Linked DNA regions of Homo sapiens: region 2 is linked to region 1. Evidence: read pairs that join two places in POLR2A ChIA-PET (ENCODE). Cell type or tissue: OCI-LY7. All regions are shown on one strand. Each heading gives the region's core, and the rest is flanking DNA. Links, peaks and the distances in the headings are about the cores only. Region 1 has its middle 15 kb from the start of HCK. Region 2 overlaps TM9SF4 (transmembrane 9 superfamily member 4).

Region 1 (2,816 bases), core at 113-2,612:
TGGGGCTGGGGGATCTGTTTCCAAGATAGTTCACTCATATGATTGTTGGCAGGAGGCTCTGTGCTTGGTGCTGTGCTGAGCTCCAGGGAATGTAGGAATGAGTCAGAACCAGCCTCCCTTTCCAAGATTCTGTGTGTGTGTGTGTGTGTGCGTGTGTGTGTGTGTGTGCATGTGTGTGTGTGTGTGTAAGCGTGAGTGTTGAGAGTAGGCGTGGGGTTGGAGGGGTCAGACAGATATGGAAACAGATAGTGTCTATAGAGTTCAGTAAATACCACAATACTGGAATAGTGGTTTTTGAAAAAATTGCTCTGCTGTAATTCATATTCATGACATAACATTTAGGACACATCATGCAGAGAAAGTCTCCTTCCCTCTTTATTCTATAGCCACACACTCCTCCAGCTCAGAAGCACAACTATAACTTGTTTTGTGTACCTTCCAGAACTATTCTATACTTAAAAGACATTTCCCGCCTCCTTAAACAAAAATACAGCACTATTCAAAGTGCATTGTTCTGTACTTTGCTTTTTTTTTTTTTTTTCACTTACTCTATCTTGGAAATAATTCTGTATCGGTGCACAGAGCTACCTAGTTCTTATTTATGGCTGCATGGTATTTTATTGCCTGCATGAGCCACAGTTCATTTAACCAGACCCCTATCACTGAACATTTGGTTTATTTCCAAACTCTTGTTATTAGAGACAAAGCTGCAATGACTTTCCTTGCACATTGGTTTCCACTCGTGTGGGTATAAATGCCGGAGAAATTCTTGGCAGTGGAATTGTTGCATCAAAGGGCTCCTGCATCCTGGTAGATATTGCTCAGTAGGGTTTATACCAACTTGCTCTCCCACCAGGAATGTGTGAGAGTGTCTGTTTCCTCACACCTACACCCACATAGTGAGTGATCACACTTTTCCAAACTTTGCCAATCTCTTAATTGAAAAATGGTTGCTCGGTGTTGTGTTAATTTGCATTTATCTTATGAGTGAGGTTGAACATCTTGTCACACGTTTTAGAGTCGTTTGTATTTTCTGTGAACTGTCTGTATAAATAATTTGCCTATTTTTCTATTAGGCTGTTGGTCTTATTTACTTGTAGGTCTTTACACATCAAACGCACTCCCCCTTTGTCTGCATGATAGGCTTTGAAAATATTTTTTTTGAGAACAGTCTGCTTTTAGATATAAATGAGAAGTTGAGAAGTTTCTGCAGATTGCATCATTTTCTGCACGTTGCTGCAGGGCTGCCCAGTGGCTGAGGCATCAGGGATACCGTGTAGGGCTCTTAAAGGTGATGTTAGAAGCCAGGTGGGGGGCCCTGGGGACGGCGGGCAGGGAGTGGGGGGACAAGGAGGTGGATGTTAGCTCTTGCATTGGATAGAAGGGGCTGCCATAGGAGACAGTGAACTCCCCAAGGTAGGAAGTGGGCAGAACAGGCTGGCCTGGCTTTAAGACCCCTCTGCCCCTGCTCTGAAATACCTGAGGATAAGCAACAAGTCAAGTGGGAGGACCCACCAAGAGGGCCATCAATTTCTGGCCATTTAGACCTGATTGGGTCGTTACTGCATCTGGAAGCTCCTAGTAACATTTAATAGTAATATAAACTCCTAGAATGTAAACTCCAAGAGGCCAGGGTTTAAATGCTAAATAAATGGTTGTGGAATGAATGAATGAATGAACGAATGAATTTGGTCAAAGAATGTGAGGGGCTACTATTTCTGAGTGGGGGTGGGGGTAGGCAGAGTTCTCTTTCTCTTCTTTCCTCTTTGAACCTACTCTCTCCTCTTCCTTCCTCTTACCCCAGCTCAGTCAGGTCTTACCATCTCTCATGTGGTCCTGGTTCCAGCCTCCTCCCCACTTCCCTGCTTCCAGACGCTCCTCTGTTTTCCTATTGATCCTCCTCTCCAGCAGCTTGATTCGCTTCAAGAAAATGCAGGTCCCCTGGCTTGTTCCCAGGTGGGGCACCTTTGTTCACGCCTGTAATCTCAGCACTTTGGGAGGCTCAGGCGGGTGGATCCCTTGAGCTCAGGAGTTCAAGACCATCCTGGGCAACATAAAGAGAGCACGTCTCTACAAAAAAAATTTAGAAATAGCCAGGCCTGGTGGCGCACACCTGTAATTCTGCTACTTTGAAGGCTGAGAATGGCTTGAGCCCAGGAGCTGGAGGCTGCAGTGAGCTTTGATTGTTCCACTGCACTCCAGCTGGGTGACAGAGTGAGAACCCGCCTCAAACAACGATAACAAAAACAACAATAACAACAACAAACATTAGATAGCCTCCCATTGCCTATGCTTCCTAGCCTGCCCTTCAAGGGCTTCTAATCTATCCACTTCTCTGGTTTCCTCTCCTGCAACTCCTACCCACCCACCTCGTCCCCCACCTCACACACTCCGTGTTCCTCCAGCTATCACAATGGTCACTAATTGAGCACTTTCTACATATACTTTTACGTGAAATATCTTAAGACTCATGACAATCTATGGGATCTACGAGGGTGAGGCTATTATCAACCCCACTTTACAGATGAGGAAACCAAGACCCAGGGACATTTTAGGGGCTTTCCCAAGGTCACCGAACAAGCAGATGGCAGAGCTCGGATTAAAAACCCTCCGACCCTCTGGCCAGGGAGCCTAAGTGCTGCACGAGTGCTAACCGGTTGCCAGTCCTAGAGCACGCCATGCTCCTTCAAGCTCCCCTGCCTTTGCTTGTGCTGGGTCCCCATCTGGAGGGCTCTCTCTTCTATTGTTCACCCACCAAAAACCTTGTCCTTCAAGCTCTCGCTCATGGCTCACCTCCCCTGTGAAACCTTTTCCAG
Region 2 (2,816 bases), core at 198-2,697, 82 kb before region 1:
AAAATTCCAGCAGGTTTTTCTGTAGAAACTGACAAGCTGATTCTAGCATTTATATGGAAATACAAAGGACCCAGAACATCTAAGACAACCTTAAAAACGTAATTGGAGGACTTATACTACATAATTTCTAAACATATTATAAAGCTACAATATCAAGACAGTGTGGTAAGAATATGCATAAAGATCAGTGGAAAATAATTAAAAGTCTATAAATAAATCTTTACATTTATACTAAATTGATTTTCAACAAAGCTGACAAGGCAAATTCAATAGAGAAACATAAGTCTTTTCAAAACATAGTGCTTGGACCACTGGGTAGCCATATGCACATGGAACCTCAGAACATACACACAAAAATTAAGTCAAAATGGATCACAGAACTAAACAAAAAAGCTAAAACTCAAAAACCTCTATACGGAAAAAATAAGAAATCATTGTGATCTTGGGTTAGGCAAAAATGTCTTAGATACAACACCAAAACCAGAATCCATTAAAAAAATTATAATAAATTAAATTTCATAAAAATTTAAAAACTTTTACACTTCCAAAGATACCACTAAGAAAATGAAAAGATGGGCCAAAGACTAGTGGAAAATTCTTTGCAAATCACATACCTGATAAGGAACTTATATCCAGAATATACAAAGAACACTTAATAAGAAAATGACAATCCGATTTAAAAATGGACAAGAGATTTGTACAGAAATTCACCAAAGAAGATATATGAATGACTAATAAGCATAAAATATATTTAATATCATTTGTCAATAGGAAAACGCAAACCAAAACCACAGTGAGGTACCACCACACACCCACTAGAATCTGCTTGCCTCGGCCTCCCAAAGTGCTGGGATTACAGGCATGAGCCACGGTGCCCAGCCCTAATTTTTGTATTTTTAATAGAGACTGGGTTTCATCATGTTGCCCAGGATGGTCTTGAACTCCTGGGCTCAAGCGATCCACCTGCCTCAGCTTCCCAAAGTGCTGACATTACAAGCATGAGCCACCAAATCTGGCCAAATAAACCTCTTTTCTTTATAAATTACTCAGCCTCAGGTATTCCTTTATGAGCAACACAGTCTCCCAAAATGCTGGGATTACAGGTGTGAGCCACTGCGCCTGATCCATTTTATAGCTTTTTAAAGACTGACAAGTAAAAATTGAATATATTTATGGTAGGCACACAACATAATGTTTTGATACTTTTATAGCTTTTTAATACTCTTTTCCACATACATGGATCACCCTTATTAAAAATAAATACATTTACGGGCAGAGTAGCTCAGGACTATAATCCCAGCACTTTGTAAGGCCGAGGCAGGTGGATCGCTTGAGCCCAAGAGTTTGAGACCAGCCTGAGCAAAACCTCGTCTCTACAAAGAATACAAAAAATTAATGAGGAATGGTGGTGCTTGCCTGTAGTCACAGCTACTCTGGAGGCTGAGGTGGGAGGATCACTTGAGCCTGGGAGGTGGAGGTTGCAGTGAGCAGAAATCACGCCACTGCACTCCAGCTTGGGCAACAGAGTGAGACCTTGTCTCAAAATAAAAATAAATAAATAAATAAATAAATAAATAAATAAATAAATAAATACAACAAAATAAATACATTTAGGCTGGGCATAGTAGCTAATACCTATAATTACGTGGGAGGATCACCTGAGCCCAGGAGTCCGACGGCTGCAGTTAGAGTGAGCTATGATTCCACCACTGCACTCCAACCTGGGTGACAGGGTGAGACCCTGTCTCTAAAAAAATTAAAAAATTAAAGACATATATTCATTTATATTTTAAGAAGTGAAGGAAATGGGTTGCCTCTGAAAATACTGGGATGAGTTCCACAGAAGATGTGCAGAAAGTGGGCTAAGGTAAGAATTATGCAGAGCGGATTCTGGCACCAGGTATGTGGGTAAGCAGACAGATCAGCAATTTTTAATCTTGGGGAGGGTGTCACAAATCCCTCTGAGAAACTTATCAAAGCTACAGATACTGATCTCGGAAAAAATATTCCAATACACAGAGAATCAAGGACTAGAAGTTCATGGGTTTCTGGTAAAACCCCTGGACACTGTTCCAACTTTTTATGATTCTATGACTTCATCACCTTCTATATTCCTGATAGCCTGATAGAGGATGTTTGGCCTGCAGTTCTTTTCTGTAAGGAAAAAGCAAAGTACCTGCTTCTTAGGAAATTCCTTTAAATTTTCTTTTAATTTTTAATTGATTGCCTCATTAACTCCCATGAGAGGTTCAGTCTGAAAAGTCAATTAAATATTTAGTAATCATCTTCTGCATGTTCAGAGCCATGCAAAGAGTCCTAAGAGATGTGAACCAGCCCATTCAACGTCATTTTGCTTTTGCTACTTGGTTTCCAAGTAGCAAAAGAGACCTCAAAGGCAGCATATCAAGGAACAAGGTGATGGCAATCTAGAAGCCTTTTGTGCTGTAATCTAACACGCCATCACTGGCAAAGATACAGGTGACCTGGAATGTTATAAAGCTCAAGAGAACCAAGAATCAAGGTCTTTCCCTCCCCATCTGTTTTATTCTTGGGGGGGCGGGGGTGGGTTGGGCACTCAGAAATATCTCCCCCAAACAGCTGTCTAATGAAGGGCTGCTAGGACTCAAAAGTACCCCCAGCCACTCCAAATTCACCCCACCCAGTTTGAAAGGTGTGAACAATTAACATCTTCCAAAGAAAACAGGAAGTTTCCCTGAGAACGAAAAATTATTTCATTCACTTGCATTTCTCTGTAACCAGAAGTTAACTTTTTCTGGAGCCCTCTGCCTTGCAATCTCCTTTCCCATAAATAGCAT

The links. Peaks named below come from ENCODE experiments on the same cell type or tissue, not always from the same donor. Only the 100,000 strongest peaks of a DNase experiment are listed, where the experiment ranks them.
Region 2: POLR2A ChIA-PET joins it to region 1 with 5 read pairs; 3 of 35 experiments call an interaction of 5 or more read pairs at or near these places.

What each region holds. Positions count from the first base shown.
Region 1 is chr20:32,035,358-32,038,173 of GRCh38, reverse strand. No RefSeq gene overlaps it. Among named protein-coding and RNA genes, the nearest start is that of HCK, 15 kb to the left of the region's middle. RefSeq lists an enhancer at 7-76. In OCI-LY7, for the core only: no CTCF peak of the experiment used is centred there; a DNase peak (open chromatin) is centred at 1,233; H3K27ac peaks cover 503 bases.
Region 2 is chr20:32,117,379-32,120,194 of GRCh38, reverse strand. All of the region lies in intron 1 of TM9SF4 (transmembrane 9 superfamily member 4), which reads right to left. Among named protein-coding and RNA genes, the nearest start is that of TM9SF4, 9.1 kb to the right of the region's middle. In OCI-LY7, for the core only: no CTCF peak of the experiment used is centred there; no DNase peak of the experiment used is centred there.